2 separate regions of the Homo sapiens genome follow, and region 2 is linked to region 1. A link is a contact called in ENCODE Hi-C or POLR2A ChIA-PET data. All regions are on one chromosome and are shown on one strand. Each heading gives the region's core, a stretch centred on a gene start or an enhancer-like site at or near the end of the contact. The rest is flanking DNA. Distances are from core to core; before and after follow the strand shown. Region 1 holds the start of LINC02612 (long intergenic non-protein coding RNA 2612). Region 2 has its middle 34 kb from the start of LINC02612.

Region 1 (7,102 bases), core at 3,208-5,707:
TATTTATCACACACTGAGGTATAAATTCAAAATACATGTTCTTTGGCGTCTGTAACCATGACAAGTGAGGTTCTGTTTTTTCAAGATGGCAGTGGGTTGGAGGTAATAGAGAAAACTCCCTCCAACTGATCTCTACTCTCCTTAGTGAAAAGAATGCATAGAATGTGATGAGAGGATCAGTTCAACCAATTATCCCACACAGAGAATTTTCAATCTTTCTAGGGAAGCCTCAGTAGACAATTAATGTTAATCAGAATTCCCAAATCTTTTCCACCCAGACTCCTAAAGATGGCTAGAATTCATCTAGAATTCATGTGAAACCCTGCCTTCTTATTCCATCTGGACATGGTTTTCTTCCAGCTGAAAGCTTCCCAGAGCCCCTTAAGACCTGCCTTCACTTTCTAGAGTGAGTTTAGAAACTTCAGAACTATGAAAACAGAGGTCAGCAAACTATGCCCCCATGGACCAAATCCAACCAGCTTCCTGTTTTTGTAAATAAAGTTTTACTGAAACAAAGCAATGCCCACCTGCCTTTTTTTTTGTTTTGTTTTCCAGCAAATTGTCCATGGCTATTTTCATACTACAATGGCAATGTTGAGTATTGCCAGCAGAGGACATTTTGCCCACAAAGCCCAAAATATTTACTTATGTGGCCCTTTACTAAAAACATGTGCAAGTCCCTGGGAAATAGAATCCTATGTCCTGAATGACTGATTGAATTAAACCAAGAAATAACAGGTCAAAAATATGGTCATATTCAATTCATACCAGGTTCATACCAGGGAGCAGTGAAACTAGCGGCCAAATGTCCCACCTCAATTAATTCTTATTCAAATATTACAAAATCAAAGAAGTTTTCTCCAAAAAGTAGGCCTGCCATTGATTAGAAATTATACCCTGCTGCCCTATTATCACTCTCCTCAACACAAACTATGGAGTAGCACAGGGCTTTAGTTTCTCTGTGACTCATCCTCTTTGCTCAAGCTGACATTGCTCCCCATACTTGTCACCCCACACCTGATAGCCAGGCACCAAGATGACCATAACATTGGCATAGCCAAGAGTGCCTGGGGATGTAATGACACACAGTGAATTAAATGTCCTAGAAAGGAAAACACTAACAAGCTTCCTCATGCTCTGGGTCATATATTCATCACCAGCATGTGACTACTATTGTTCCTTTTGTCTTAGAAGAAAAGTCATGCAGAGGCTGACTAGGCATAAAAGGCAGATTTTATATATATTTACTTAATAGCTCTATGAGTTCCAAAACCGCCTGAATAATTCAATCCACAGGAAAAGGACCATTCCAAAGAACTCCCAACCATGACTTACTAGAGTTAATGATGTTGGTTTCCAGAAAGTTTGTAACTCCTGATATTATATGCATAATAATATATTTGGTGAAGTTAGTTACCCTAAGAAAATCTGCTCTGGGTACTTTTTTTTAGAGCTGTCTGCTTTGTGGTGACTGGACTGAGAGCCAAGAGACTGAAAACCATGTGACTCAGGGCAAATCACTCAACCTCCCGGTTTTGACTGGACTCTAGAAATGAGGAGTTTAGACAAATAACAAGAAAATCACCCTCCTAGCTTACAAAGCACTTTTCTAAATGTTATCGTATGATTTTTAGATGAGTTGTATATCTCCAACATACATAAATGCCACTGAAAATGCTGAAACCAGCTTGGCAATTCTTCAATAGTCTAGAAAAAGCAGGTCAAAGTGTGCAGTAGTTTGAATGTCCCCTCCAAAACTCATGTTGAAATGTAATTGCCATTGTGATGGTATTATGAGGCAGAACCTTTAAGAGGTGATTAGGTCATGAGAGCTTCAACTTTCTGAAAGCATTAGCGCCCTTATCATGAGAGTGGGTTAGTTATCACGGGGGTGGGCTCAGGATAAAAGGATGAACTTGGCTTGATTTCCTCTGTGTTTCGTGTGTTGGCTGTGTGATGCGTTCTGTCATGTTATGACACAGGAAGAAGACCCTCACCAGATGTGACCCTTCAGTCTTGGACTTCCCAGGCTCCAGAACCATGAGACAAATATCTCTGTTTTTTTTTGTTTTGTTTTGTCTTTGTTTTTGTTTTTTTGTAAATTCTCCTCTGTGGTATTCTGTTATAGCAGCACAAACAGACTAAGACAAATTGTGATTCTCATTTTTCCACCATGACCTTCTTTATAACAAAGACATTGCTCAAGAAATAGAGTATTTTAAGGGTTTGAATTTCTTTTTCCAGTGCTCACCTATGCCCACTTCTTACCTAGTCCTCTTCAGATACTTTTTCTAGGTAACTGGCCTCAGTTGTGCCATAGGCCTAAGATTAGAACAAAGCCAAGAAACGCTAACAGGTAACATAAAAAATGCAAGCCTGTGTGCACCAGCATCACTCAACTAAAGCCTGATCTTTAGAACTAGAAAATATCCAGTGAGACATTGTGGCATTCGTGTGTCTTGGGTGTATTCCTCTCCTTCCACTAGTGATGCTCAGTTAAGTTTGTGGGGAGTGTTTTGCCAGACTGAGCTCCTTTCTTTCCCAGGCATCTGTGCTAATCCTGGTGGAGTCCTTGTGCTGAAAACCTCAGACTCTGGTCTTTGTTTTCAGAATTCCTATGCAGAGGAAATTCTCTGTTTCTGACTGTGTGTGCACAAGGGCACAGTTTTGTGGATTACAGTGTGTATTTGCAGGGGCAAGGTTTTGCAGTGTATGTATTTGTACCATGGTAAAGCAGTGGATGGAATGTGGAAGGGTTAGGACACATTTTCTTGAGGTCTTTCCAAGTTGCTAAATGTTTTCTGTAAAGCTCAAGAGTACAATCAGGCTTGGATTTCCTCTTCTGACATTCTCAGCTGGTGGCATTTGTACCTCTGGGAGTGCACTGGAGCGACTGGAACTGAATGGTTGGCATAAAAAACTTCTGGGACAATGGGTAAAGAAAGATGCATGATCTGTCTGCCCAGTAGCTGAGAGTTTGGTGTGAAAAGAAAACAAAATCAACTTCCAACTCAGTTTCTTGCCCAGTTACATTCTGCTAGTCAATCAAGTCATCCAATCACAAATGCTTAGGAATTTTAATGTGATTCTGGTGGTTTGGAAATTAAGTACACAGGCCAAACATCAGAAGGCTTGGTGGGATGCTCAGGCCTAGGTAAAAACAAGAATTAAACTAGAAAAACATTAATTGTTATAGTATCTCTTCCTGATGGGTTAGTTTATCTTATATGCCCTGAAAAAGAAAAAATGTTGCATTTGAGTAAGAAAATAAACTGAAGTGCCCATGTGTCTGACAAACATCTATTTTTAGGACATTTTTGAGGTCTTAAAAAAGAATGTTAGTAGCATGGAAAGATTTTTCAAGAACAACATTTAAGTTGACATAATTATATTGGTTTGGTAGACTATTACTTTAGGGTAATGGTTTCCTAATTTGTTAGGACCCAAGCAACACTCATCTGTTTCAACCAAAGTAGCTACCCTTTCGTTTTCTTAGTGCCTTCTGATTTTGAGGTTCTCTGTGTGATTTCATTTGAAGAAAAGTTTCCACTGCAAAAGAACTGGAAGAGCATTGGTTAGGTCATTTCTGAGAATCCTTATAGCTTCTCTAGCTGATATAATGGAATGAAAAGGGAGATAAATTATAGAGAAAACAGTGTGACAGACACTGCTAATTTTCTACCTAAATCCTCCTCCTCCCACTATTCTACCCTGATTTTTCCTTACTTGCTGAACCCCAACTTTGTTCTAATACTGGGAGCTACCATGAGTTCAGGGATGGAGACCATCTTTGACCCAAAAGTGAACCTCTATTGATCTGTATCAATCAGAGTAGTCTTAATTGCTGGCCAGTCATTGTCTCAGGCATGGACGTGTGCTCTAACTCTGAGCTATGTGGAACTAAGATCTCCTCGAAGCATCTGAAGAAGACTTTTCTAGACAGAGAAAATCCTTTCAAGGTAAAATCTGTTTTCTATGCTGGATTTCTGAACTAGGGTTAGCCACATAACTTGCAGGCCCAAGTGAAAACTTAAAATGTGAAGATCCTTATTCAAGAAGCAGAATCAAACATTTTCCTTTTATCAATGATCTCTCCTTCTTGACTTGTCATGGTGGTTTTTATTTGTGCTTTGGGTTTGGGGTACCCTCACAGACACCTAGAGCCTCGTCCTGCAACTCAGCATGTACAGCACACATTATTCTGACCCCGATCCCCTGCACTTATACTCCAACCTCTGCTGGAGGCAGAGGTGGGCAGCAGCTGTTGGGCAGTGGCTGGGAGCAAGTGGCCTAGAACTTGTCTCAGCAAGGAGGTCAGGAAGGACTGCCCATGAGTTGGGGCTCTGAACCCTTGGTACATGCTTCTTTGTTCCATCATACTTCACTTACAAAGCACACATTCTAAATAGAATTACTAAGAATTTCAATACAGTGACCACAGAGCATTAGCACCCAAGCAGGACCTGCTGAACCTGGGGCCCTATAGGAGAGCACTGATGGCCCACCCCTGATTGTGGCCCTGGTCTTCATGTCTGCATCAGCCTCAGCCATCTCAAGACCACAACAGGAACATAGCCAAGTCAGAGAAGGAAGACCAAAAGCACCAGGGCCCTTCATATTATTAAGCTGCTAAATTAACTAATCTTGGAAACTTCTAGACTCTACAATTCTTGTTGTATGAGGTAATAAACCCCTCGTTTTATAGGTCATTTTGGGGGGTTCTTTTATTAATCACAACTAAAGCATTTTAACTGATAGGAAAGACCACATATTGGTGAAAAAGGTCTACAGAGGGACCAGCAGGAGATGGTAAAGCTAAAGGAGTTTTGCTCTAATGTTCAAATCCATGTCACCTGCCCTAGAGAATGCTGTTCCTGCTTTTCCCTAGCCACTGTGCTGGGCATGAGAGGCCCCCTGTCCTCCTTGGGCCCAGAGAACAGAAAATGTCTTCACTTATACTCTACTCCCTCACATTCCTCCACTCTTGGAAGGTTTAACAAGTTCAAGAGAGAAGATATTGGCCAAATACAACACAGAGGCTAAACACAACACCTATGTTGATTGTTTGGTGCATAAGAATTGAGATGATGGAAAGAGGTCACTGTGAGCTTCAGGAATAGCTTGAGGCTAACTGATAAAACAGGTGAGATTTGTTTTGGGCCCTCCTACCTCCCTCATAATATATTCTTCTATCCTTCAGAAATCATCTACTACATAAAATTCTGGTTTCATACTTGGCCATTCCTGCTTAACGGAGCTAACAAAGAAATTTAAGGTACTATCTTACATAAAGGGTTGGCTGCCCAGTGCCTCAATTTCCTTCAAATGTTTGTGATTTCATGATTCTTCACTGCTTTATTCCTGCCCTTCCTACCTAGAAATCCTGGGAGCATGGATTTTGGGGACCTTGAGAAGTTCTAAATTTATAAAAGTCTACTCAAATTTATGGGACTAAAGGAAGACTAATAACGTCCTCTGGAAAAAGTACCTTCAGAGAAAAGTCATATGAAGAAAGGCCCTTGAAGAATGTGGGTTTGGTCACATATGTATAGGGAAGCCTTTGGTCCTAAGAGGCCGGTAGTTTTGCACACGTGAAGCTGTCTCCCTCTGGTTGAGGAATGGAATATGATCCTTAGAAGCATCTTTATCCACATTTTAAAAATGGTTAGGCACTAAGCATGCTTCCCAGATACTTCTAGAGATTAGCACAGGTGTCTATAAATTATGGTTCTTTATTCTTATAGGTTGTACTAGGTTGAAAAATATCCCCACAAAACTTATGTCATCCCATAACCTCAGAGTGTGAGCTTATTTAGAAATAAGTGTAATTAGTTAATATATAGTCATACTGGATTCAGTTGGGCCTTAAATCCAATGGCTGGTGCCCTTATGGGAAGACAGATGAAGACACACAGAAAGGAAGGTCACTTAAAGACAGAGACAGAGATTGAGTTCTGTTGCCACAAGCCAAGGAACACCAAGAGCCACCAGCAGTTGGAAGAGGCAAGAAGGGATCTTCCCTTGAAGTTTCAGAGACAGCATGGCTCTGCCAACATCTTCATTTTGGACTTCTAGCCTCTAGAACTATGAGAGAATACATTTCTGCTATTTTAAACCACCCAGTTTGTGGCAATTTGTTACAGCGGTCCTGGGAATAATACACAGGTGAAAAATAGAAGTAGACCCCTCATGGGGCACATTGACCATCATGGACTAAGAAGGCTTGAGAGCTGGCCACTGACTGGGCCCTCCGTTTCACAAGAGGACATGGAGGAGGTATTTCTTCAACACAATGCCTGCTCACTGTTGTGCATCAGAAGTTGTGTTTACCTTTCCATCTCACATGAGCCCATGAGGTAAGAAATATTGAATTGGATGCTGTCTCAAAGGTCAGCATGCCTGTCTGTCTGTGTGCAATTCACACTCCTCTGGGTTTCTCTCACTCCTACCTTTTCATCAAAAACCTTCTACCAAAGTCTGATCACAAGGTCTTCCTGTTTGAACTGGTGAGTTTTTCTGAGTGGCATCAGACAAAAAGGCTGAAAGCTGTTGGAAGCTTCCTCCATAGTAGATTAGCAGCACATGGGTGAACCAAGCTCATACATTATTCAGAAAGGAAAAATGTGGGCTTTGACTGAACTTTGAAGGAATCAGCAGCTATTCCAGAGGAGAGTGCCCTATTGTTCTGCCTCACAGAACAAAAAGAGCAAGTGGCATTCCTTACAGCATAGCTAATGGAGTACACGCAGACACTATGATGAACTGACCAGTGGACATCTTTCATGAGCTCCGAAATCCTGTGCAGAATGACCTATTGCTGATCAGAGAGAAGATGTTCACACTTTTTTTTTTTAAATTTATGTAGCGTTATAACTCATTGCTATCCAGAGGAGGAGGTTTCTGGAAGATAAAATGCTGCCATCTGTGGAGCATGTATTTATCAACAGTACCAAAGTCCCCTTGGAAGGGTTACCAGGAAGATTAGGTTGACCTTTCAATCACTGTCTGGCAGGTCTTTCCCAAAAACATGGGAAGCATTTCCTGTGTCATGAAGCAAGAAAATAAATTTTTTAAAATTTCAATTTTTAAAAAAATAAAATCC
Region 2 (7,102 bases), core at 2,890-5,389, 34 kb after region 1:
CAGGATGGTCCAAATCTCCTGACTTCATGATCCACCTGCCTCGGCCTCCCAAAGTGCTCGGATTATAGGCGTGAGCCACCGAGCCCAGCCAATCATCCTTTTTTAATAGTCCTCAAGACCATGTCTATGGCTCATGCCTGTAATCCCATCACTTTGGGAGGCCGAAGTGGGCAGATCACTTGAGGCCAGGAGTTTGAAACCAGACTGGCCAACATGGTGAAACCCCATCTCAACTAAAAATACAAAAATTAGCCAGGCATGGTGGTGCACACCTGTAATCCCATCTACTCAAGTAGCTGAGGCGCAGGAATTGCTTGAACCCCGGAGTTGGATGTTGCCATAAACCAAGATCGTGCCACTGCACTCCAGCCTGGGTAACAGAGTGAGACTCTGTCTCAAAAAAAAACAAAAAAAAAAACAAAAAAAAAAAAACAGGCTCCAAGTCTTAACTTGTTCTAACATCAACTCAAAAGTTCAAAGTCCAAAGTCTCATATGAGACTCAGGGAAAGTTTCTTCCAACTATGAGCCTGTAAAATAAAAACCTAATTCTTTTCTTCCAAGATTCAATGATTATCAGGCATTGGGTAAACACTACTATTCCAAAAGGGATAAATTGGCAAAAAGAAATGGGTAACAGGCCTCAAGTAAGTCTGAAACCCAGCAAGGCAGACATCAAATCTGAAAACTCCAATATACTCTCTTTTGACTCCATGCCCTATATCCTAGGCACACTGGTGTGACTGGTAGGCCACATGACTGCTTTCACAGGTTGGCCTGTGACTAAAATATCTCTGGATTTTCCAGGCTGTTGTTGCATGCTGCCAGAGGGTCTATAATTCTGGAGTCTGGAGGATGGTGGGCTTGCTCCCACAACTCCACTAGCCATTGCCCTAGTAGGGGCTCTTTGCTGTGGCTCCACCCCTGTGATAAGATTCTGTCTGTCAAAAGGCACCCTGGCTTTTTGATACACCCTCTGAAATTTACACGGAAGCTTCCAAGTCTCCACCACTCTTGCATTTTGGGAGACTGTAGACTAAGCACCACATGGACACTGCCAAAATTTATGGCTTGTGCTCTCTGGAACAGCAGCCCAAGTAGTAACTGAGGCTGTTTTAGCCACAGATGGAGCTAGAGCAGTGGGGATGTAGGAAGCAGAGTCTCAAAGCAACACAGGGTACCAGCATCCCAGGGCTACCCCACAAACCATTCTGTCTTTCTAGGCCTCTGGGCTTATGATGACAAGGCAGAGTGGAGCTGCTATTACTCATTTTGTTTGAAAATTGAGATGAATAGAGTAGGGTTTTATTTTTTTCCAAAAACATAATAATAATATCTACACTTACTTATAGCTTATTATGTGACCAACACTATCATAAGCACTTGTTGCACATATACAATTTATTTAATCTTCACAACAATACTCTGAGGCTTGTACTATTAGTATTTTCATTTTACAGATGTAAAGGCTGAGGCAAAGAGAGTAGTGGCAGAATTAGGTCTCAGTTTAAGGTGGTCTGACCCCTCCTACAGTTTGGATATTTGACTGTTCCAGGCCTCGTGTTGAAATTTGATCCCCAATGTTGGAAGTGGGGCCTAAGTGAGAAGTGTTTGGGTAATGTGGGCAGATCCCTGATGAATAGATTAATGTCCTCCCTGGAGGGGTAGGTAACTTCTCATTCTATGAGTTCCCATGAGAGCTAGTTGTTAAAAAGAGCTGGGCACCTCCTCCCTCTCTCTTGCTTCCTCTCTCACCATGTGATCTCTGCACACCCAGCTCCCTTTCACCTTCCACTGTGACTGGAAGCTTTCTGAAGCCCTCATCAGAAGCAAATATTAGTCCCATGCTTCTTGTACCATTTTCATAACTGTGAGTGAAATAAACCTCTTTTCTTTATGAATTGTCCTGCCTCATGCATTCCTTTATAGCAATACTAAACAAACTAAGACAGAAAATTGGTACTGGAGAATAAGGCATTTCTATAAAGATACCATGAAATAAAATGCAGAAGAGGCTTTGGAACTGGGTAATAGACAGATGTTTGGAGAGCTCAGAAGACAGGAAGATGAGGGAAAGCTTGGAACTTTTTAGAGACTAAGAGGTTGTGACCTAGATGCTTTTAGAAATATGGACAGCAAAGGTCAGGCTGATAAGGTCTCAGATAGACATGAGGAACCAACTGGAAACTAGAGCAAAGGTTCCCCATGCTACACCTTAGCGAAGAACTTGGCTGTATTTTGTCCATACCCTGGGGCTTTGTGGAAGGCCAAACTTAAGAGTGATGACCTAGGGTATTTGGTAGAAGAAATTTCTAAGCAGTAAAGCATTCATGATGTGGTGTGTCTACTTTTAATAGCTTATGATCACATATAGTAGCAACAGAATGATCTAAGGTGGAATTTATAATTAAAAGAGAAACAGAGAGCAAAAATTTGGAAAATGTGCAGCCTGGCCATGTGGTAGAAAAGGGAAGCGCATTGTCAGGAGAGGAATCCAAGTGTGCTGTGAAACAACCACTTTCTAGGAAGATTAGCATGACTAAAAGGTAACCAGGTGCTAATTAATAGTTAAGACAACAGGAAAAAGGCCCCGAAGCCATTTCAGAAATCTTTGAGGCTGCCCTTAGGTCCAACCTCCCCATGTACTACAAACAACAAATAACGATGGGCCACTTATCAGGCGAAATTCACCTCCGATATTTCTTGTAGGTTCTTTTCTATTTTCCCTAAGTGTCAGCCAGTCTGAGAAATAAAGGGACAGAGTACAAAACAGAGAAATTTTAAAGCTGGGTGTCCAGGGGAGACATCACATGTTGGCAGGTTCCGTGATGCCCCCCAAGCCGCAAAACCAGCAAGTTTTTATTAGTGATTTTCAAAAGGGGATGGAGTGTACGAATAGGGTGTGGGTCACAGAGATCACATGATTCTTCACAAGGTAATAAGATATCAAAAGGCAAATGGAGGCAGGGCGAGATCACAAGACCACAGGACCGGGGTGAAGTTAAAATTGCTAATGAAGTTTCGGGCACGCATTGCCATTGATAACATCTTATCAGGAGACAGGGATTGAGAGCAGACAACTGGTCTGACCAAAATTTATTAGGCAGGAATTTCCTCATCCTAATAAGCCTGGGAGTGCTACAGGAGACCCGGGCTTATTTCATCCCTCTGCTATGACCGTAAAAGACAGCCATCCCCAAAGCAGCCATTTCAGAGGCCTCCCCTCAGGGATGCATTCTTTCTCAGGGATGTTCCTTGCTGAGAAAAAGAATTCAGCAATATTTCTCCCATTTGATTTTTAAAGAAGAGAAATATGGCTCTGTTCTGCCCAGCTCACCAGCAGTCAGAGTTTAAGGTTATCTCTCGTTCCCTGAACATTGCTGTTATCCTGTTCTTTTTTCCAGGTGCCCAGATTTCATATTGTTCAAACACACATGCTCTACAAACAATTTGTGCAGTTAATGCGATCATCACAGGGTCCTAAGGCGACATACATCCTCCTTAGCTTACGAAGATGATGGGATTAAGAGATTAAAGTAAAGTCAGGCATAGGAAATCACAAGGGTATTGATTGGGGAAGTGATAAGTGTCCATGAAATCTTCACAATTTATGTTCAGAGACTGCAGTAAAGACAGGTGTAAGGAATTATAAAAGTATTAATTTGAGGAACTAATAAATGTCCATGAAATCTTCACAATTTATGTTCTTCTGCCATGGCTTCAGCCGGTCCCTCCGTTTGGGGTCCCTGACTTCCCACAACAGCCACTAATGCTCAAAGACACGTGAAACAATTCCTTGGGATCTTGTCTCTTTTTCTCAATGAGCTGCTACTCTATTTTTAGCTCTACCTGGCCTCCAGGTCTTGGTCTTTCAACCTGTGCTCGATCTGGTCACTGGGCATTCAGGAGTGGTGTTTGTGTTGTATCTTTTAGAAATCTACTTTAAATTTTGCTCATAACTTTGACTGTGGCTTGCCCAATGGCTCTCCAGTCCTGTGTTAGCTCCAGTAAAATTCTCAGCAGTGGTTTCTCAGAACTCAGCCAAAACAGTGCCAACATTACTGGCCCCCCAAAATGGAAAGCAGTTGTGTGGAGGGGGAAAATTTTGACTTTGCAAGCAGGAAGTGACTCACAAAGAACAGCTTTCTTTAATCACTCTGTAGGTATCGGGTTAAAATGACTTATTTCCTTGGTATTCCCTCTGGATTAGACTTTCTGGGCTTTTCCTCATTATGGGAGTGGTAAAAAGCTGGAGAACATGGACCTGAGAGGAAGTTCCAAGGGGGTAAAGAGTTCTAAGGTTGTACCAGTTCTGCTGGAGCCTAAGCCTTCAGCCAGATGCTCCAAAGAAAACCCTGTGGCCTAGTCCAGACCACCAAAGGCCAAGGCCCAGTAGTTATAATAAAAGTATTCACTGTATTGATAAATATTCACTCTCAGAAATTGTTTCATGAATCTGCAGTAGTGGTAGTTCTCATGAAGAATTTGAGAGTTTTGAATCCCAGACAATGCAATTTTCAGATACTGATGTTATTTTAAAGTTTGAAGTTTCAATCATTTGATCAATGGATACTTTGTTCAGAAAATCATCTCATTTCCTAAGATTATAAAATCTTATGATTAGAAATTATCTTAAAGGTGTGCTATTGAATGCAGATCCAACCTCTGTTGGCTGCTGCTGCTGCTGCTACTACAACCTAACATTATAAGTGTAGGCTGCCTTATTTAACCTTTCTCTTCAAGATTTCCATATATACACTCCTTGACCTGGTGTGCCAATGCATAGGTGTTCAGTTACACCCCTTGACCTGGTGTGCCAATGCATAGGTGTTCAGTTAGCATTGCATAGGCATGTTATATATCCAAAAAGGAAGACCCAACATAAATTACAAATCTATAAATCCAATTACGACCCAGAGTGGGTATAACAATTTTACATTTAAGATTTTCTACTCATTTTCTGAGTTTCTACAGTCATGCTCCTGCGGAAAATATTCTTTTGTCAGTGCCTTGAAGAAATAACCTAGGATCTGAGTTTATTCACAACCTTCTAATATTTTGCCAGGGGAACAGCCTTCTGGTAATTTGATGAGAGTGTTGTCCATAATTTATTCCATCCTATTCTATTATGTGCTTAGGTTCAAATAACTTTATTGATATCCCTCTTGGTTGAATCTAAGGTACAGTCATAAAATCTAGGTGCCTGGAAAAAATTGAGTAGAAGTAGAAACTATAATCTAGCAATACAACACATTCTGACTGTTGCATACAATTACAACTAATATCAATTGGCCCAATATGCACACAACCATTCCAGAAAGACTCAAGTGTGAAAAGGACAGGTGGCAATCTAATTAGAATATGCGAACAAATTGGCTGGATATTGAATTGTACCTCTTAATGAACAGGGGAAATACAGAAGGAAGTTTAGCTAAATGTTAACATAAGATGAAAATGCTTCAGAGGATTGCAATCAGCCAATGTTCTCACTCAGTCCAATGCCAAATTGGAAGTAAACAGTCAATAACCTTTTTAGTTTCTTTAGGGAATGTTTTCATCAATAGGATTTTTTGGCTAAAACATAGTTTCTAACTTTTTTCTTAAGGCTAGTCTCATTGCTAACTTTATAAAAATAACTTTGTCAAAACCAAACCATACTTCAAAAGAATTCTGCCATATTACCATTAAATGAGGCTATATTTAAATAGCAGTGGTACCAGAACTGTCTATTCATAAAAGGTGCATTTCTACACACCTTTCCTTTACATAAAATCAAATACAAAAGGCCATGGATAAATTTTCTGCCAACTCAGTTGGAGCTAGAACCATTTTATTTTTCCAAATTGCAGTAGTGGCAAGACTGAAAGTCCCTGCCATAAAAGACAAATCATATGGAAACTGAAGACAGAATATTTGGGGCAAACTGGGGGGTTTAACAAGGCTTTTGTGACTGCAGTTAAATTCCTGTGAAGGCCTGGTTTTAATCCCAAATACCAAGTGGACCCCTTCATTTATTTGTCCTAAATTTAATTCAAACAAACATATCCCAAACTAATCCATTATTCCTCCCCCACCTTATTTTGTACAACTCTGATCTTTTGTCTGGTTTCCCCTGGCTCAGTTACAAAGGACTTACAAACTCAAATATATATAAGAATTTAGCATACAAAAGTGGTACTTCCTGTCAGTAAGAAAATATGGGTTATTTAACAAATGGTGAAGAAAAGTAAGATCAGAAAGTAATAAACCATTTGGAGGAAAAAACCCCAAAAATTGGATATTTGCCCCATTTCATAAATTACTTCAAAGACTAAAAAGAATTAAAAAGAAAACATGGGTAATTTTTAAAAATTAACATAGAATGGGAAAAGCCTTTATAAGAGAGACAACTCAAACTATATTTAATTTTTCATGATTAATAGAATGACAACTGGAAAAATTACATCCAGCATATTTAAAATATCAAATAATTATTTTAAATCTAATAATTGCTTAGCATATAAAGAATGTTGACATACAATCCATTAGGAAAAACATAGGCAAACAGCAAGAACAAAGGGTACACACACACTCATACACTGCTATAAATAAATTTTAAACATATAAAAACATACTCAGCTGGGCATGGTGGCTCACACCTGTAATCCCAGCACTTTGAGAGGCCAAGGTGGGTGGATCACCCGAGGTCAGGAGCTCAAGACCAGCCTGGCTAACATGGTGAAACCCTGTCTCTACTAAAAATACAAAAAACTTAGCTGGATGCAGTGGTGTGTGCCTGTAGTCCCAGCCACTTGGGAGGCTGAAGCTAGAGAATCACCTGAACCTGGGAGGTGGAGGTTGCAATGAGCTGAGATCGCACCACTGCACTCCAGCCTAGGCGATGGAGAAAGACTCTGTCTCAAAAAAAAAAAAAAAAAAAAAAAAAAAAAAAGACAAAACAAAAAACATACTCAAACTTCTTTAAAATTACATAAATACAAATTAAAAATGTAAGAAGAGAGTGCTTTTACCTAATAGTCTGCTAATTCAGTCTGATTATAGAGCTTTTGGAAATCAGGGCCACCATATTTCACATGCCACGGAACTCCAGGGGCACCATTCATA

What was found. Hi-C counts contacts between places; a loop is a spot of excess contacts on that map. ChIA-PET counts read pairs that join two places held with the same protein, here RNA polymerase II (POLR2A). Pooled maps may share reads with other maps.
Region 2: a loop to region 1 is called in a map of mammary epithelial cell, with 2.3 times the contacts of the local background. The contact joins the enhancer-like site here to the promoter of LINC02612 in region 1. A Hi-C loop is called at or near these places in 4 of 168 maps with a recorded cell type or tissue (IMR-90, aorta, endothelial cell of umbilical vein and 1 more) and 1 of 50 pooled maps. POLR2A ChIA-PET finds 5 or more read pairs at or near these places in 2 of 52 experiments (T-cell and activated B cell).

Annotation. Positions count from the first base shown.
Region 1 is chr2:150,624,440-150,631,541 of GRCh38, forward strand. LINC02612 (long intergenic non-protein coding RNA 2612) reads left to right here and starts at 4,458. Exons shown (of 4, transcript NR_110247.1): 1 at 4,458-4,682.
Region 2 is chr2:150,659,197-150,666,298 of GRCh38, forward strand. No RefSeq gene overlaps it. Among named protein-coding and RNA genes, the nearest start is that of LINC02612, 34 kb to the left of the region's middle. RefSeq lists an enhancer at 3,689-4,888. Within about 2 kb of position 4,140, at least 3 of the 41 ENCODE cell types and tissues checked have a DNase peak (open chromatin) inside an H3K27ac peak, as active enhancers do; they include mammary epithelial cell, where a contact is called at or near this core.